Regions from separate parts of the Homo sapiens genome. Here region 1 is linked to region 2. Evidence: chromatin loops called from intact Hi-C (ENCODE). Cell type or tissue: adrenal gland. All regions are shown on one strand. Each heading gives the region's core, and the rest is flanking DNA. Links, peaks and the distances in the headings are about the cores only.

Region 1 (10,524 bases), core at 1,128-9,127, 51 kb before region 2:
CTTTTTGGTACCTCCTCAGGGTCCGCAGTGTGGTCCTGGGACTGCCTTCATGGGCATCATAGGAAAGCCACACGGCAAGGCCCAGGCTGACCATCTAATCGGAGGACAGTACCCCTCGCTTCCTGCAGACCCCGGGCGGGCATGTGGCACCCCAGTGAGGGGAAGAAGGGGCCATGCCCCGACGGGTGCCGAGACCCACCTCCCGTGCTCTCCCTTCCTGTGGGGGCCTCCCTGCAGCTCCTCCCGGCGCCTCTTTGCAGCAGAATCCCACGCATTGCACCTTTCTTGAGCCCCTCCCTTCTTTCTTGGGTACTTGCCTGGTCTGGCAGCGGCCCTGACAGCTGGGCATGGGGGCCTATTCCACCTGGATCTGCTTCGGGTTAAATGGTCATCAGTGATGCACACTGACCCTTTTTTGTAAGTGTTGCTGTCTCTGGGTAACATATTTATTTTTATGGGGTCTCGTTCTGATACCTCGGACGTCACCATGGCACAGGCGCACCTCTGCAGATGTCGGGGGCAGGTGGGTGTTTGCGTTCCATTGAAACCTGTCTGTGCTTGTCAGAGGATGGCCAGAAGCAGACCCAGGAGGAGCTTCGGAACTGCACTAGGCAGGTGCAGCCTGGGGGTGGCACGGACCACGGAACACAAGAGACATCCAGCAGGCAGATGTAGTAGATAGAGGCCGCGTGCCTCACTGCCTGTGAAATGCAGGGAGAGGAGGGTGTTTGTGTCACTGAGCCGCTCAGGGAGCAGAGTTTCTGAGTCAGTTTAGACAAGACACACTCCCGTGGTGGCTCTGGGGCCATGTTCTCCTGTGCCTGGTCACTGCAGGGGGGGCTGTGGCATCCCTCCGTCTGCAGCCACGGCAGCAGGAGAGCCACATCAGTAGAACTCAGTGACTCCAACAACGGGGCATCCTGGCCTGGGGAGGTCCGCCGCAGACCTGTGCTTCAGGACACGGAAGTGGCATGTTTGAGAAGGGACTAGACCTGGGCAGCCGTTAGGTTCAGCCCTGCTTTGACAGGTGTGGCTCGAGGAATCCAGCGCCATCAGCCGGGGCAGCGCAGGCGGGAGGAGCTGGGCCTCTCACTCCCGGCAGGGCCCTGTCACTCCTGCTGCTGCTGAATCTGTGTGTTCTGTTCCCTCAGAAGAGAATTCTGGTCCTTTTCCCCTGGGATTGAGGTCTCCTGGGCTCAGTCTGCAGTGGGAAACCCGGTAAGAGGAGCCCCCCGCACTGCCCCACTTTCCAGATCCTTTCTCCATCAGTACCAGGGGCTGCAGCAGCGGTGCCCAAATCGCCCTCAGCCTCCCTTTCTGCTCTGCCGACTCCTGGGACACGGCCCTCCACCGTTCCCCAGCCTCTGGGCACCCCGGCTCGCCACAGTGGCCCTTGGTGCCTCTGGACTGGTCCTGAGTGTGTGCCGGCAGCCTCTGGCTTTTGAGGCAATGCTTTCCTGACAATACATCTGTGGGTTGAGTGGGTGGAAACTGAATCGCCGACTTACGTTTATTTTCTTTTTTGCTTTTGGAATTTTTTTTTCCTGAGCTGAAATTCACATAACATAAAACTAACCATTTCAAAATGAAGAATTCAGCAGCAATTAGTACTTACACAAGGTTTTCCAGCCACCATCTCTACCTACTTGTAACACATTTCCCTCACCCCAAGAGGAAACCCCAAGCTGGGCATGGTGGTGCGTGCCTGTGGTCCCAGCCAGTCAGGTCCCAGCTGCTCGGGAGGCTGAGGTGGGAGGATCACTTGAGCCCAGGAGGTCGAGGTTGCAGTGAGCCGTGATCGTGCCACTGCACTCCAGCCTGGGCAACAGAGCGAGACCCTGTCTCTAAAAACAAAAACAGAAGGAAACCCTGAGCCTGCGAAACAAAAGGAAACCCTGACCCCATGAACAGTCTCTCCTCATTCTGCCTCCCCACAGTCCCTGGCTGCCGCTCATCTGCTTTCTGTCCATGGATCACCTATTCTGGGTGTTTCATGTACATGGAATTGTATAATATGTGGCCTTTTGTGCCCAGTTTCTCGCACTAAGCATAACATTTTCAAGGTTCATCTATGTTGTCACGTGTATCACTGCTTCAGGACTTTTTTTGCTTTTTTGTTTTTGAGATGGAGTCTTGCTCCATCACCCAGGCTGGAGTGCAATGGTACAATCTCGGCTCACTGCAACCTCCGCCTCCCAGGTTCAAGCGATTCTCCTGCCTCAGCCTCCTGAGTAGCGGGGATTACAGGCGTCCGCCACCACGCCTGGCTAATTTTTTTATATTTTTAGTAGAGATGGGATTTCACCATGTTGGCCAGACTGGTCTCAAACTCCTGACCTCAGGTGATCCACCCGCCTCTGCCTCCCAAAGTGCTGAGATTACAGGCGTGAGCCACTGTGCCTGGCCGGGATGTTTTAAGAATGAATAATGTTCATGTGTATGAATAGACCACACTTTGTTTATCCATCCGTCTGTTGATGGACACCTGGGTTGCTTCCATCTTTTAGTGACTATAAATAATGATGCTATGAGTATATGTGTACCAGTTTTTGAGTACCAGTTTTCAGTTCTTTTGGGTGTATACCTAGGAGCGGAATTGCTGGGTCATACGGTAATTCTATGTTTAACTTTTTAAGGAACAACCAAACTGTTTTTCATAGCAGCTGCACCATTTTTCATTCCCACCAGCAATGTATGAGCGTCCTAATTTCTCCACATCCTCACCAACTCTTGTTATTTTCAGTTTTCTTTTTTTAAATTGTAGTTACCCTAGAGGTTGTAAAGTGGTATCTCATTGTTGTTCTGATTTGCATTTTCTTAATGACTGGTGATGTTGAACATCTTTTCATGTGCTTATTGGCCATTTATAGATCTCCTTTGGAGAAATATCTATTAGGTCCTTCGATCATTTTAAAATTGGGTTGTTCGTCTTTGCTATTGACTTGTAAGAATTCCTTTATATTCCAGATGCTAGATCCTTATCAGAGAGATGATTTGCAAACGTTTTCTCCAACTCTGTGGGTAGCCTTTTCACTGTCTTGATAATGCCCTTTGATGCACAGGCGTATTTCTCAAGTGATTTTATTCCCACAAGGCTAAACGTTACCATATTTCTCATACTTCACTTTTCTGACAAAATCCTGCTGAAAACTTTAACAATATTATTGAAGTTTGGTTTGAGCCTTTTCCCCCAATAAAACACACAGTCCTCAAGGCTTTGATTTAATTTAATAATTAAATACTTGAATCCCTGCACACCCTTGCACTGCTGGGGGAGACAGGGAGATGTGAGGAGCTCTCCAGTGGCACTGCCACCTAAAGGCAACGTGGCTGCACGTGACCAAATACGTCACTGGCTGTCAGGCAACGAAGTGGTCCAGTGGATTCACTGGGGTGGGCATGATAGTTCCAACCAACCAGAGCTGGATGCACATGAGCCTGCACACACTCTTTAGCCCACCTGATTGTTTTCTACTATAAAACTCAAGGCATATGTAAAATAGTCACGGATACCTTAAGGAAGGCCCCTGTTAGGTTTATGGTGACTTCAGGGTGGGTTGACTTCTTTATGATCAACCTAGACTTCCACTCCCTCCCTGGGCAAAGAGCTGGCCCAGCACTCCAAGTAGGGAGCTCTTTATGGATATTGATCGCTGCTCTGGAGATGAGCTAGGACCAGACTGGAAGCATGAGTTGCGGGGCTGCTGGGGTTAAACGGGAAGAGAGCATGCTGGTGGGGGCTGCCAGGAGAGCTTGATGAGGGAGCAGTTCTCTGAATGGGAGACTTGTTACTTGCACACAGAGCCTTCAATGACTGTGACATTTTGCTCTATGTCACAGGCTCCTGGGGCCTACAGAAAGGAGCTGGAGGTGCCTAGTGCAGGCTGGGAGGCCTCCTTTATTGAGGTGACATCCCTGGATGCTGGCTTGGCGGAGGTTGGGGAGAACGCTGCCTCCCTGGAATAGAAGATGCCTTGGAAGCCCTGGGTGCAGGCTGGCCGACCCTGCCTGAGCTGCCTGTCTTCATTCCATGGCTCTGCTTGTTAGAGGAGGAAGTTAGGCAGACATGAGTGGCGCCCACCAGCCCAGGAATGTCAGGTGACCATCAGGTGATGGTCAGGCAGTTGTTAAACTGTCTCTCTGAAATGATCATTGGTTGCAGCTCACACCAGGGGAAGATGGTCTCCCAATAAATAAAAAAACACCTGAAACTGGTGATCAGCAGCTTCCCGATAAGCTCTCGAGTTGGGCGAGTGGGCTCAAGCGTGCGCACTAAGAGGCAAAATGGCGGATGTATGAACTTCCTCTGGGGGCATTCAACCAGTAAAGGAAAACCGCCCCTAGAGAGCATGCGCACAACCTCAGTCAACTCACTACACATGCAATTACCCTCCTGAGTGCTGACCAACACTGCTGCATGGGGCTGTTGAGCAACAGCCCGCCCCAAGGGAAGAACCGAGGGAGGAGAAGAGAAAACTCCAGAGCCGTGCCAACGGATAAACCCCACGCCCAGGGCTGAGCGGTCACTTGGATCTCTCACGTGGCGCACTCAGCCCTCTTCCAAGTATACTTTAACTTCCTTTCACTCCTGCTCTAAAACTTTTTCATAAACCCTCACTCCTGTTCTAAAACGTGCCTCAATCTCTCCCTCTACCTTAAACCTACTTCTGCTCCAGATTCTTTCCACTGAGGAGGCAAGGATGGAGTTGCTGCTGACCCGTGCAGATTTGCTGCTGGTAACATACTCATGGGCAAAGTCTGAAAAACCTCTTCCTGCCCTGGGCAAGGCAGATGGGGCAGCCCAGCAGGCTGGCTTTGCCCACCGTCTCCGATATCATCCAACACAGTCAGCCAGGTTGTGTGGCCCTCTCATCTACATTCTCATTTGCCAACAAGATGGTGTGGGCTATGCTGTCTTTGCACAGCGATCTGATCCCAGGGACATTTGTGTGGGTGTGTGCCCGGGAGCTGCATGTCTGCAGGTTCAGATTGGGGTCAGCTTTGCTGGTGAGTGTGGCTTCCTGCCATGGCACCAAAGAAGAGGGCTGGCGGATTAGTCCTGTTGTCTCTCATAGCTTTGTAGGGACACAGCGGGCCATGTGGACTGACAGCTGGAGACTTCATAAAGATGGCCTAGAAAATTAGGACACTGTCCTGTTGACAAAGCCCCTAGGCCTGCCCCCATCAGGCCTCATGGGTCCTTTTCAGGCCTAAGCCAGGGTTCTGAAATCATCTGTAATGTGAATTTATATTTCTAGGCCACATTCGCTGCATCCTTTCCAGCAAGATGTCATTCTGAGATTTTTGTCATTCCTGGGCGTTATGAGGACTGCCAAGGGACACAATTCCATGGGAGGAAAGTTTTCTTCTAAGCTGCAAGCCAGCTCTGGCTTCTGGAGTTTCTCCTTAGGATTGCAAGACAGTAGTTCCCTGTCCTTTAGGTCTTCTCCAGAAATACCTTAAAATAGCAAATAAAATAAGATATAAGCAAACAAAACCTGAAGTTAACAGCTGACTCGATTTCTGTGCACCGGAAGCTGTGTTTTATTCACCTTTCACAGCCCATCTTCAGGCTGACGTGTTAGGGTGTGCACACCGAGACATTTCTCACCCGTTTTTGTAATGTCTTCAAGTTGGGATCAATGCCCTTGAACTTCTAGGCCTGTGCCTGCACAAGCTGCCCCTCCCCGTGTCTTCGGAGAAGTCCTACTGCGGGGACACAGAGTGGGGGAGGCAAAGCACCGTCAGCTACCATGACACGAAGCTTGTTGCTGGACCCAGAGGACATGAAGGAGGGGAAGGGGCTCCCAGTACAGTCCAACCCATGCGCCGCTCAGACCCGCTCTGCCCTCCCGTTACTTCTGGCCCATCACAGAGCCCCCTAGCTGGCAAGAATCGGCAGCATTTGAGGCCTCTTGGTGTCAGTGTCAACTCAGACCGTGGATCCAACAGCCCTGAAATGTCTGCATCCTCCCTTTTCCCAGCGTATACTCTGACACATGTCCGTAGGTTCCTTTAGGGAGAGGTTAAGGGACTCGGCCAGGTGCAATGGCTCACACCTGTAATCCCTGCACTTTGGGAGGCTGAGGCAGGAGGATCACTTGAACCCAGGAGTCTAAGACCAGCCTGGGCAACATAGTGAGACCTTGTCTCTATGTTAAAAAAAAAAAAATTGAGGGACTCTATCAAATATACTTGCAGGGCCACTGTGGGGCTCTTTCTTAAGGAGGCCTGGGATCCTCGTGTACGGATGGGCTCTGGGGCTATGAAATTGACTGAAGATGCTTTTTCATTGCGGTGGCTGATACCAGCCTTTGGTTCACCAGCTCTGTATTTCCCTTTTAGGGATACAGATTAAGTCACCATGCTCATCCCAAAGGGCACTGGGCCTTTCTGTCATTATAATAATCATGCCCCCTTAGCCACTGGCAGTGCAGGGCCACCCCCTGCCCTCTCCACCCTGTAGTCTTGTCATCTCTGTTGACACTCAGGAGGCTGTGGAGGACAGTATCCCTCGAGCACCCCAGATGCACCAGTGCCCCTCTAATGCTTCAGCCAGAGGGGTCCTCTGGACCTTCTTAGGGACAATGGTCAGGGCTGCGTTCTCAAATCTCACTTGGCGAAGTCGTCTGGCTTCTCCTTCTCTGGACGTGGAGAAGTCGTCTGGCTTCCCCTTCCCTGGACATGGCAAAATCATCCGGCTTGCCTTTCCCTGGACTTGGCGAAGTCGTCCGGTTTTGCCCCTTCCGGGGCCTTCTGACCCCTACCTCAATGCTTTGCCAAGGCAGTTCCAGCCTCTCCTAATTTACTGTAGGTCTTCATAATATGAAAGCCTCCAGGAGCCACCCAGGCAGTGTAGGAAGAAGGTTTCAGGGCCTCAGGCCACTCCACCTCAGATCACAGGACCGTGATTGCATGCTGGTAAATTCTCCCCGACTGAGCCTTCTCTCCCGACCGCTGGTCCCACACCCTCAAGACCCGCTCCCCACATGCGCTCCTGGTTCTTGCACATGAGCCAGACCTTATGGTCCTTTGGACGTGTATGCGATTTCCTCCTACAGCAGGTGGTTTGGGGTGGGGGCTCCCCAAGGCCAGCCACACACTCAGTGATGGACCGGAAGGGCTCATGGGACACAGCGTGTGGTTTACTCGCAGCCGAGGCCCAGTACGGTGAGAGGATACACAATAGGACCAGCAGGGGAAAGACATGGGTAGGGGCTGGGGAGGCCCACACACAGGCCTCTGTTTTCTCTTCCTACTAGGAGGGGTGTGTTAGTCCCTTCCCACACTGCTAGAAAGAAATGCCTGAGCCTGGGTGATTTATAAAGAAATGAGGCTGGCCGGGTGCAGTGGCTCACTTCTGTAATCCCAGCACTTTGGGAGGCCAAGGCAGGTGGATCACTTGACGTCAGGAGTTTGAGACCAGCCTGGCCAATATGGTGAAACCCCATCTCTACTAAAAATATTTTTTAAAAAATTAGCTGAGCATGGTGGTGGGCACCTGTAATCCCAGCTACTAGGGAGGCTGAGGCAGGAGAATCACATGAACTTGGAGGCAGAGGTTGCAGTGAGCCGAGATTGAGCCATTGTACTCCACCCTGGGTGACAAGAGCGAAACTCCATCTCAAAAAAAAATAATAAATAAAAAGAAATGAGGTTTCATTGGTGCATGGTTCTGCAGGCTCTCAGGTATAGGAAGCATGGTGGTATCTGCTTCTGGGGAGGCCTCAGGGAGCTTTCAATCATGGCGGAAGGCAGAGCAGGCATAGGTGTCTTACATGGCAGGAGCAGGAGAAAGAGAGAGACGAGGGAGGTGCTACACACTTTTTTACATACTTTTTTTTTTTTTTTTTTTGGAAACAGTGTCTCTTGCACAGGCTGGAGTACAGTGGCATGATCTTAGCTCATTGCAACCTCCACCTCCCAGGTTCAAGCAATTCTTCTGCCTCAGCCTCCTGAGTAGCTGGGATTACAGGCACCCACCACCATGCCCAGCTAATTTTTGTATTTTTAGTGGAGACAGGGTTTCGCCATGTTGGCCAGGCTGGTCTTGAACTCCTGACCTCGAGTGATCTGCCCACCTCGGCCTCCCAAAGTGCTGGGATTACAGGCGTGAGCCACTGTGCCCAGCCAGTGCTACACACTTTTGAACAACCAGATCTCACGAGAACTCACTCACTATTGGGAGAACAGCACCCAGGGGGATGGTGCTAACCCATTCATGAGAACTCTGGCCCCAGTCACCTCCAAATACCTCCCACCAGGCCCCACCTCAAACCCCAGGGATTACAGTTTGACATGAGATTTGGTGCGAACAGAGATCCAAACCATATCAAGGGGGCACGTTGTCCTCCCTTCTCCAGTAGCGAGAACCTCAACCACACGAGACTCAGAATGTGGAATCTGTATTGGTTTGTTCTCATGCTGCTGATAAAGACATACCCGAGACTGAGTAATTTATAAAGAAAAAGAGGCTTGATGGACTCACAGTTCCATGTGGCTGGGGAGGGCCCATAATCTTGGCGGAAGGTGAAGGGCACGTCTTACATGGCGGAAGACAAGAGAGAATGAGAGCCAAGAGAAAGGGGAAACCCCTTGTCAAATCATCAGATCTCTTGAGACTTATTTACTACCATGAGAACAGTATGGGGCAAATCGCCCCCACAATTCAGTGATCTCCCACCAGGTCCCTCCCGCAACATGTGGGAATTATGGGAGCTACAATTCAAGACAAGATTTGGGTGGGGACACAGCCAGACCATATCAGAGTCCCAGCCACGTCACACAGAAGCCACTGCCAGCAACCTGCATGGCTGACAAGAGCCCCTCATTGTGGTTGTTCACCTGGCTACAATTCCTCCAGGATACGTTATTTTTCAGCCCATGTTTCTCATTTGATTAAAAGCCTCCCTGAAATCTAGTCACTGCACCTTCAAAAGTGCTATCAAAAAAAGGAAATTAGGTGGGGCCCGCTAATGAGGTTATCTGACTTTCATCAATGGGGATTCCATCTCCAGCTTGCTGAGCACGATGGAGAGATCCCAGCGATGACCCGGTCTGGCTTTCAGAGGCTGCTTAGCCTAAACCACCAAATACATAATTCATGCTTTGTACAGATTCTTGACACACACAGAAAAGATGATATCAACGCATCAGGCAAGGGTACGTCGTGACATTGTGAAATGTACTCTCTAAAGGTTATGAGACTCAAAGACATCTTTTTTGCGTGTGACGCAAGATGGGCACGTTCTCCAGAGGAGGAACGGTTTCCTTTCTCGTGACACCCTGCAAGAGGTATTTGCATGTGATTATCTTCTAATTGCAGAACAGAGCCTGAGAAAGCCATATGGAGGATGTGGCTGGCACGTGCGATTCTTTGCCTGATCCAGGAGAGGAAAGGTGCTGGTTACTGAGATCTCTCAGTCCTACATGCAAATGGAGACCAGATGGATTGAGGGTTTCTCCGTAGTTTTGGGCCTAGCCTTGCTTGAAAATCTTGACAATCATCAAAACTATCTTAAGGCTGGGCATGGTGACTCATGCCTGTAATCCCAGCACTTTGGGAGGCCAAGGTGGGAGGATTGCTTGAGTCCGGGAGTTCGAGACCAGCCTGGGCAACATGGCAAAACCCCGTCTCCACAAATAGTACAAAACATTAGCTGGGCCTAGTGGTGTGCTCCTGTAGTCCCAGCTACTGGGAAGGCTGAGGTGGGAGGATCACTTGAGCCCAGGAGGTCGAGGCTGCAGTGAGCTGTGGTCATGCCACTGCACTCCAGCCTGGGTAACAGAGTGAGACCCTGTCTCAAAAAAGAAAAAAAAACTATCTTAAGCAACATGAAACTCAAAGCCACCACAGCATCCTAATTATGTGTGTCTCTGGGACAATAGATAATGGCCTAATGCACGCATCTGCAAGATTGTGTAATGTTCCAAAGCATGGATGCACTATTGTTTATTTCCCGCGTTTTATTGTCTTTGTAGCTATTGTCACTGGGATATTTTTTCCCATTTATAACAGTTTTTTTCCTAATATAAAGGAAGGCTGCTGGGCGTGGTGGTGGGCGCCTGTAATCCCAGCTACTCAGGAGGCTGAGGCACAAGAGTTGCTTGAACCCGGGAGGTGGAGGTTCAAGCTACCAACCCGGGAGGTTGAGCTAAGGTCGTGCCACTGCACTCCAGCCTGGGTAACAGCATGAGTCTCCGACTCAAAAAAAAAAATAAATGGGGATCACCAGCGCCTCCCCTAAAATGAGGATTACCAGCGCCTCCTTAAATGGGGATCGCCATGCCTCTTTGGTGGGTGGTTGGAAGATTAGAAATAGTCGCACGGAGAAGGCTCCTGCCCAGCACCTGGCTTGTGGCAGGCACTGGCACACAAAGCTCAACCACAGATGCCTGAGAAGCCACGTTAGGAGTCACCCGTGTTCGCTGCTCAGCTTCCTTTAAATCCCATGGTGAGCGATCCAGAGCTGGCCAAAAAACTCGGATTTTGCTCTTGAAGAAGAGTGAAAATCCTGATGCCAC
Region 2 (8,000 bases), core at 1-8,000:
GCCTCCCGAGTAGCTGGGATTACAGGCATGTGCCACCATGCCCAGCTAATTTTTGTATTTTTAGTAGAGATGGGGTTTCATTATGTTGGCCAGGATGGTCTCGATCTCCTGACCTCATGATCCGCCCACCTCGGCCTCCCAAAGTGCTGGGATTACAGGCGTGAGCCACCACGCCCGGCCTGGGTCTTGTTTCTTCAAGGCATGTGGGGCCGTGGGTTTCTTGGCTGCCATCAGATGTGTGGGCCTAGGGAGTTGCCTCTCCCCTCCTCTTTGGGAACCCTCTGCTGGATACCCAGTGAGAGCCATGGGAAGGGAAGGGCTGGGACACCGGGATAAGGTGCAGCGGCCAGTCCCCTCCAGTGTGCCTGGGCCTGTCTCCCCCCAGCTCCCCACCTTCATTGCCAAGGTGCTGGACACCATCTGCTTCATCTGGGCCACCTCTGAGTACTATAACACACCTGCCAGGATCATCGTCATCCTGCAGGAGTTCTGCAACCAAATCATCGAGATGGTAACCCTCCCCTGGCCCCTGGGTCCCCTTCCTCCCCTCCTGGCTGGGTCCCCTCCCCGGTTCACTGTTTTCCTGCTGCCCATGTTCCCCAGCAGTTTGAAAGCAGGCCAAGATGTCAGCACAAGCCTTTTCAGGCCCCGAGCTGAGATGGAGCCCTCTTCAAGGCTACCTAGAGTTCTTCTAGGGGAGGGTACTGAGGGAAAAGAAAGGGAAGACGGGGACAGAGGAGGAGGTCTGCCCTGAGAGTCCCCGTACCCCGAGACCCATCTAGTGCTTTGTGGGCTTCTCTAATCGCACATCAAACCACCTTCCGTCTCCCTTAGCAGAGACTTCTTTTCCTTCTTCCCATTCATAAGCACCTGCTAGCCAGCCATGGCGTTCGAGCTGAAGGGCTGTATCCCTGGGCCACCTCTATATAATAAAACCATGCTGTGGCCCCGTCTGCAGGACCAGAAGGGCACCGGGGTCCCCTGTCCCTGGAGGGCCTCTCATCATCTGCGACCCCCACCCATTTATGCTGCAGCCTTGGCAAAGGATGAGGGGCCGAGGAGGGGAAGCAGCTCGGTCCCCTAAAAACGGCCCAGCAGTGGGCAGATAGGAGGGGTTATTTTCAGATATCCATATGTCAGAACAGATCACAGGTCCTGCAGGCGGCGTGCCTGGACGTCACCCCAAATGGCTTGTCGGAGCTTTAGATGTCTGTCTTCTCTTTTGCCCAGACACGAACCTTCCTGAGCCCGGAAGAGGTGCTGAAGGGCCTGCAAGGTGAAATCGAGGAAGTCCTGAGTGGCATCTCCCTGGCTGTAAATGTGCTGAAGGAGCTCTACCAGACGTACGACTTCTGCTGCGTGAACATGAAGCTTTTCTTTAAGGTACCCCTTCCTCGCAGGGCGAGGGCCAAGGCAGGACGAGTGAGTTCATATGAGCCCCGATATTTGATAAACTTGGGACATTTGAAGCAAACGTGGCCTCATCTCTCTTTCTCTCCTCTAAGGACAAAGAGCCCGTGCCTTGGGAATTCCCTTCTTCTCTTGCCTTTTCCAGGATAAATTCCTTCTTCCAGCGCATCCAGACCATTGAGGTAAAAACAGAACTCGGTGCATCTTGACCTCCACTTCCCAGACTGCTCCTACCCTAGGACACCTGCAGCGTCCATCCCTACCCCCCTTGCCAATAATCCCCCAGGCAGAAAATAAGTGAGGCCCAAATATCTGTTATGAGGAAACCAAGGCTTTGCGGCAGCATCTGCCGTGGCCAGAGCTGTTAGCCAAGAATAAAAATGACCCACTTCGGGTGCTTCTCCCCTTATCTCGTGCATCCTATCATGAGCGGGTTACTGATAAGTTAAACCCCCACGTTCAGGACGCCTGGGGGCCAACAGCAGTCACTTAGTGGGACTCAATTATTACAAATGGAGACTTATGAAGGCCCCCGTGCAAGCACCATGTGGATACACGGAGTGACGCACAGCAGATAAAAACTTAAAAATGGTGCATGGCCCAGCCCAGTGGCTCACACCTGTAATCCCAGAACTCTGGCAGGCCGAGGAGGGAGGATCACTTGAGCTCAGAAGTTTGAGGCTGTGGTGAGTCATGATTGCGCCACTGCAGTCCAGCCTGAGCGACAAAGTGAGACCCTGTTTCAAAAAAAAGCTTCAAGGCGGTTTTCTCTGGGGCTCTGGAGAGAAGAGATGAGAGGGATCAAGACGGGGTAGGGCAAGAAAGTTTTGCCTTTTGTATCTTCTGCATGGTGTAATTTTTAAAAACTTTGTGCACATATAACTGTATAACTCACATCCTTAAAAAAGGGGAAAATCATCCTGGAACTGTAAAGCATTGACTTAAGGGTGGACACCATTGTCAGAGGCTTGGGAGAGGCTTGTCCAGTTCTCTTCTACACCTCCTGGGGGGCAGGGGAGGGAGGCCCGCTCAGGAGTTCAAAATTGCAGTCACAGAGCGCGGACTAATGCCTGAAATCTCCCAGACCGAGAATGTGGAGGAGAGTCACAGTCACACTTTGGGCCAAGGAGCTCTGGTTCCCACATGACTGATTCTGAATCAGAAGGAAGATTCTGGGTAGGAAGGGACTTTGGAGGTGGAGGAAATGGCTTTGCTGTCCACCCCCTGACAACAGGCCATGCCAGCTTGTCTGTGTCCTCCGCGTCGGGTGGAAGAGCCAAGAGCTCCTGGTCCTCGGTGCCTGTCTCCTCGGGGTGGTGTTGGTGCGTGGCCTGATGCTTCGTGGACCTGGGAGAATAGCACCAACCTCAGCACCAGTTCAGGGGAGTGATGTCAAGTCCACAGGAAGATCTCCAGTCTAAACTCTGCCTGCACTGTGCCTGGTAGGTGCAGGGGCACAGAAGAGCATCCAGGGAGCCTTGGAGACCTCATTTGGGAAACAGGAACTGCACACACACAACCAGCTAACGGGATGGGCCTGAACGTGACTAAAGCAAACACAAGCGGCGCAGATGGGAGACCGGGCCCCTGGGAAGGAATGCATTGCTATGGGCCAAAATAGTCAGGGAGCGCTTCAGGGAGAGGGGGCATGAGCCACACCGGCGAGGAAGCAGAATTTTCTACACGTGTGTCCATCCAAGCATTCCAGCCGCTTTCTTCTTGGATCACCTTCGGGACACGGCACTCTGCATAGGATGGTCTTCCAGGTAGCGGGGAATTTAAAGCTTAGCAAGAGCATCAGAAATCTTCAGCACCATTCCAACCGCTTCCCACAGCGGAGAAAACGGAGGTCCCAGCAGAGTGTGATTTATTTAGAGATGCGGTTTGGCCAGTCTGGGGTCAGGACAGGATCCCAAACTTTATCCTCTCCAGCTCCTCCTCATTCACACCTCATAGATAATTCACAGAGCCCTTCCTTCCATCCCCTCTTTCTGCAGGGGATGGAATATTTGCTTAAAGAACAGCACAGACACAGAGGGTGTCCTCCCACCCCCATGGTTGGTGTCTCCTGGGGACATTTTGCTCCCCAGCTCCTCCTGCCTGGGGTCAGAGCTAGTTTTGTAACTGGACCCGTGAGTTGGGTTGTGAAGATGAATTGACTGTGTTTTTCTCCTCCACTAGGAACTCTATAAAACAGCAATTGAGTTTCTGAAGCTGGAGAAAATCGAGCTTGGGGGCGTGCGTGGGAACCTCCTCGGGAGCCTGGTGACCCGTATCTATGATGAGGTCTTTGAGCTGGTGAAGGTTTTTGCCGACTGCAAATATGATCCCTTGGACCCTGGAGACTCGGTAGGTCCTCGGGCAGGGTTGGATGAACTGGACTCGGTGAGAACAGCACCAGCCTCGGTACCAGCTTAGGGGTGTGATGGGAGGGCACACGGAGGAAGCAGGTGCCAGGTGATCCCAACACTTTGAAAACTGTGTAGAGCGGTCCCCGCAACAGCACATTCAGCTGCGCCTCAGTCCCGAGTCCTCTCAGCAGGGCAGGGGCTGGAGAGGGTGCCCTTGGCTTGCTTTGCACGCTGATTACAAGGTTGACATTTCCATTTGCTTTTAGAATTTTGACCGTGATTATGCTGATTTTGAGATCAAAATCCAAGACCTGGATAGGAGGCTGGCCACGATCTTTTGCCAAGGATTTGATGACTGCAGCTGTATCAAGTCCTCCGCAAAGGTAAGCATGCAGTGGAGACGCAGGCAGATCTGGAGCCTGGCACTGTGGTGGTGGATTCATGTCGAGAACGATCTTGGAGACCATTTCATCCTCTCCATGTAGAGCTGATGTCCAGGGAGGGAGGGCCCGTCTCCTGTGCCTCAGAGTCAGTCAGCCGTGAACACCCAGTGTAGCTCCTGATGGTTCTTACTGCCACATCCTAGAGGAAGAGGAGCAAGTGAGTGTGAGATGGCATTATTTTACTGATACTTCTTATGCTCACTAAGAAACAAGGGGACCATTTATTCTTGATTCAGTTTTCCCACTACTCAAAAGGAGTGAAAGTTAAAGAGGTAAAGTTGGTGTAAAAATAAAATTAATGCAGATTTTGGCCCACTGAGCTGAATTTATAGAGTGCCTTCGTCCATGCAGGCTACTATAACAAACTGCTGTAGACCGGGTGGCTTAAACAACAAACATTTCACTTCTCTCAGTTCTGGAGGCTGGGAGGTCCAGCAGACTCGGTGTCTGGTGAGGGTCTACTTCCGTTCCTAGAAGGCCATCTTTTCATTTGGTCCTTACATGGCAGAAGGGGCAAGGGAGGTCTCTGGGGTCTCTATTTTTAGTTTTAAGGGGTTTGTTTGTTTTTTGTTTTGTTTTGTTTTTGTTGTTTGTTTGTTTTTTGAGATGGAGTCTTGTTCTTGTTGCCCAGGCTGGAGTGTAGTGGCACAATCCCAGCACACTGCAACCTCCGCCTCCCGGGTTCAAACGATTCTCCTGCCTCAGCCTCCCTAGTAGCTGGAATTATAGGCATACGCCACCACACCTGGCTAATTTTTCTATTTTTGCTAGAGATGGGGTTTTGCCATGTTGGGCTGGTCTCGAACTCCTGACCTCAGGTGATCCGCCCACCTCAGCCTCCCAAAGTGCTGGGATTACAGGCGTGAGCTACCACGCCTGGCCTACTTTTTGTTTCTGTAGAGACAAGGTTTTGCTATGTTTCCCAGGCCCATGAGTTCTGGGCTTGACTGCTTCCAGGGCCCCTGATCTGAACAGTTTAGCCGGACCAGCTCCCATGACTGTGAAGGCAATTGGGTTGGCCTGGGCAGCCTGGGCTGGTGGTCATCTTTCAGGAGGATTTCAAGGCTGAGATTGCTAAGGACAAAGATCTCTCCCCGACAAACGTCAGGATGTTCCTTTGCCCTTTTGAATGCTCTTGCAAAAATGCAAATACATGAGAGTTTGAAGCTCCGCAAATTAAGGATCAAGTAAGTCTTGGATCGAGTTGGTGTTCCAGGCAAAATATCAATGAATGCAAATTAATACAGCACCTCCTTGCTGTGGTTGAAAAAATTATTCAGTTATACTTGCTAAAGCAAGATGAGGCTGACTTGATTCAGACCTTACTCACGATTTATACCATCTCAATAGATACAGGTGTAGGGAGAGCGATGGGAGCTCAGCTTTGAATACACTGCAGGTAAGTAGGAATTTCTAGCAAAGGAGCAGGGTGGGAGTCCATGGATAGAAAATTACTTAGAGGGGACATCAGGGGTTGGGGGATTCTAGCTAAACCAACTTCAAGATTCTAGCTGGAAGCAGGTTAGGGTAATCAGACATCCCCTGCGGGATGGTGGAGGATGGAGACCCTGATGAGAATCTTTGGCTAAGCAAAGAATCTGGCAACATTCCCTTTCTCAGAAGGCTCTTCCCCAGGTAGCTGCATCTAGTTGCAGGGTCCTCACTTCCTTCCTTCCACTCAAATGCCCCCAGGCTGGTCCCTTCTCAGCAATGGCCTTCCCTCATATTCATTTGTATACTAATGTCTGTGTGTTCGTTGTCTTCCTGACTAGAAGGTAAACTCCCTGAGGTCAGGCACTGGATTTGAGTTCCCTTAGAACTGAGCCTAGCACAGGGCAGGCGCTTCTGAGTATTTCCTGCAGTGCACAACTGGCTCTTGACAAGGGAGGCTGGTTGTTCTGAATGTTGTTGGGAGGTAGTTTCGCTCTAGCATAAGCCTTCCACGTGGAGCCCCTGAAGGATAACACAAAAGCGTCAGGACTGCCCCAGCGCAGAAGGGTCCCAATGGAGCCAATTCTTTCATTTGGAAACCTCACTTTTGGGTCTCCAAAATTAAAGATGGGGCACAGGCTTATGGGCTGGGCGGGCGGGCAGCTGGCTTCTGTGGCTCCTGCACCCCTAACACTGGCTCCACGGGGAGGTGCTGTGACTCCCTGCTGCTGTTCCGATGTGGAAAAATCTGAAAAATTAAGTAACTTGGTCACCCGGCCAGGGCCAGATGAGTCCCCAGAGTCTTGCTGTCCCCAACATGGAGATTGTGCCACCTGCATCTAGTTTGGCACAAGGGGAAGAGCAGATAAGGACCAGCGTACGGGTCTGGGCTGAACCTCCCCCAGGGTTCACTAGGGGATCCGGCAGTGGGGAGGGAGCTGGGTTGGCGAGTTCAACTTTGTGACCCCTCGGGAGCCCTAGGCCCCTACCCTGTGAGGAGCAGGAGGTCCTGGAAGAAACCCAACCCGACCTCTGCAGAATGGAGCTAGCGAGGAACAAATGCAGTCACCCCGCCCCAGGCTTTCCCCTGCATCCCTGGCACCTGTTAGGGTCAAGAGGGGCTTTTGGGCTCTAAAAGAAAGATCTCTTTTTAAAAATTTTCACGTATGTTTATGCTCAATTTAAAACAAAGAAAAGCGGAGGGGAGGGAGGCAGGGGGAGAAATAACTCTTGTAACCCATTTCCATCGCCATCTGTTCACGTTTCTCTTTGACCTAAGAACATTTTCCCCCTGGTTTGACAGCCCTGTGCTCTAAATAGGATAGGGCCCTGGGGTTTCTCTCCCTTGTTGTCCCTTCCAGCCCCTGCCTGTTCCGGAGTTAGTTCTCATTATCAGCAACTCGCACACAGCCAGGAACGTTCTAGAGCAATTTTCCACATGATCTCCTTTTGGCGGAAAATAGAATTCGCTTCCTTTCCAAAAGTCATTAAACTAAAAACTATATAAACATGAAAAGGAGGAGAGAGAAATGGGAAGACAGAGAAAAATAAAAATGCCTCCCGCCTCGGCCCCTCAAAGTGTTGGGATTACAGGTGTGTCGGTTGTCTGGATGATGGGTCTTCAGGTTTTTGGGGTTTTTTTCTATTTTTCTGACTTCCAAGTAAAACATCTACCCGCATTACAGGATAGTCATAAACCATTAAGAGGAACATTTTTTTTTTCCAACTGCCCCATGTCAATGCTTTGAACAAATGAAACTGGTGACCTCATACGTCAGCAGGCGACCGTGGAGGAAGGCGGTAGCTGGCAGGACACCAGCGTTTCCATGTCTGCCTGAGAGTCCACGGCTGCTCCATTTGTACAACTCACAATACAAATAGGTCCAAGGGTGACAATTTTTTTCTAAGCCCAGGAGAAATCAGAATTTGGGTAAGGAAGATTTGAACAATTTTGAAAAACACAATTAACTTAAAAATAGCCGCAATCTTGCATTTGGGAAATCTGTACTCTTGGGGGCCTGAAAAATCTCCCTCTCTTCGCAGTCATGTTTTGGTTTTTCCTCCTGTGGCCATTTCTAGGGACAGTGGTCACCTTTCTCAGACCCAAGTCTGGGGAAAGTCTGAGACTCAGGCTCACCGCAGCTGGTCTGGCCCCCATTGGGCGTGGGTTATGGCAGCCCCGGGAAACTCTCTTGGATTTCCCACTCACACCCAGCACTGGGGGACCCTGTTTCGTGTGAGGTTGTCTTCCCTCTCTCTGGTCCCCCTCCCACTTGGTCTGACCCCCAGAGCTTTCTCAGAGCGAAACACATTTCCTGATGGTGGTTTTCTTGCCTCAGCTGCCCTTGAGAGTGGCAGTGCTCTT

What was found. Hi-C counts contacts between places; a loop is a spot of excess contacts. Peaks named below come from ENCODE experiments on the same cell type or tissue, not always from the same donor. Only the 100,000 strongest peaks of a DNase experiment are listed, where the experiment ranks them.
Region 1: a loop joins it to region 2, with 3 times the contacts of the local background. A loop is called at or near these places in 3 of 110 quality-filtered maps.

Annotation. Positions count from the first base shown.
Region 1 is chr17:78,612,361-78,622,884 of GRCh38, reverse strand. It overlaps SCAT1 (S-phase cancer associated transcript 1), which reads left to right. Exons shown (of 5, transcript NR_110849.1): 5 at 5,259-5,501. Among named protein-coding and RNA genes, the nearest start is that of SCAT1, 14 kb to the left of the region's middle. RefSeq lists enhancers at 1-556, 3,603-4,102, 4,103-4,604. In adrenal gland, for the core only: no CTCF peak of the experiment used is centred there; no DNase peak of the experiment used is centred there; H3K27ac peaks cover 1,210 bases.
Region 2 is chr17:78,562,758-78,570,757 of GRCh38, reverse strand. DNAH17 (dynein axonemal heavy chain 17) reads left to right here. Exons shown (of 81, transcript NM_173628.4): 7 at 386-511; 8 at 1,231-1,383; 9 at 1,506-1,592; 10 at 3,592-3,759; 11 at 4,028-4,144. Among named protein-coding and RNA genes, the nearest start is that of DNAH17, 11 kb to the left of the region's middle. In adrenal gland, for the core only: no CTCF peak of the experiment used is centred there; no DNase peak of the experiment used is centred there.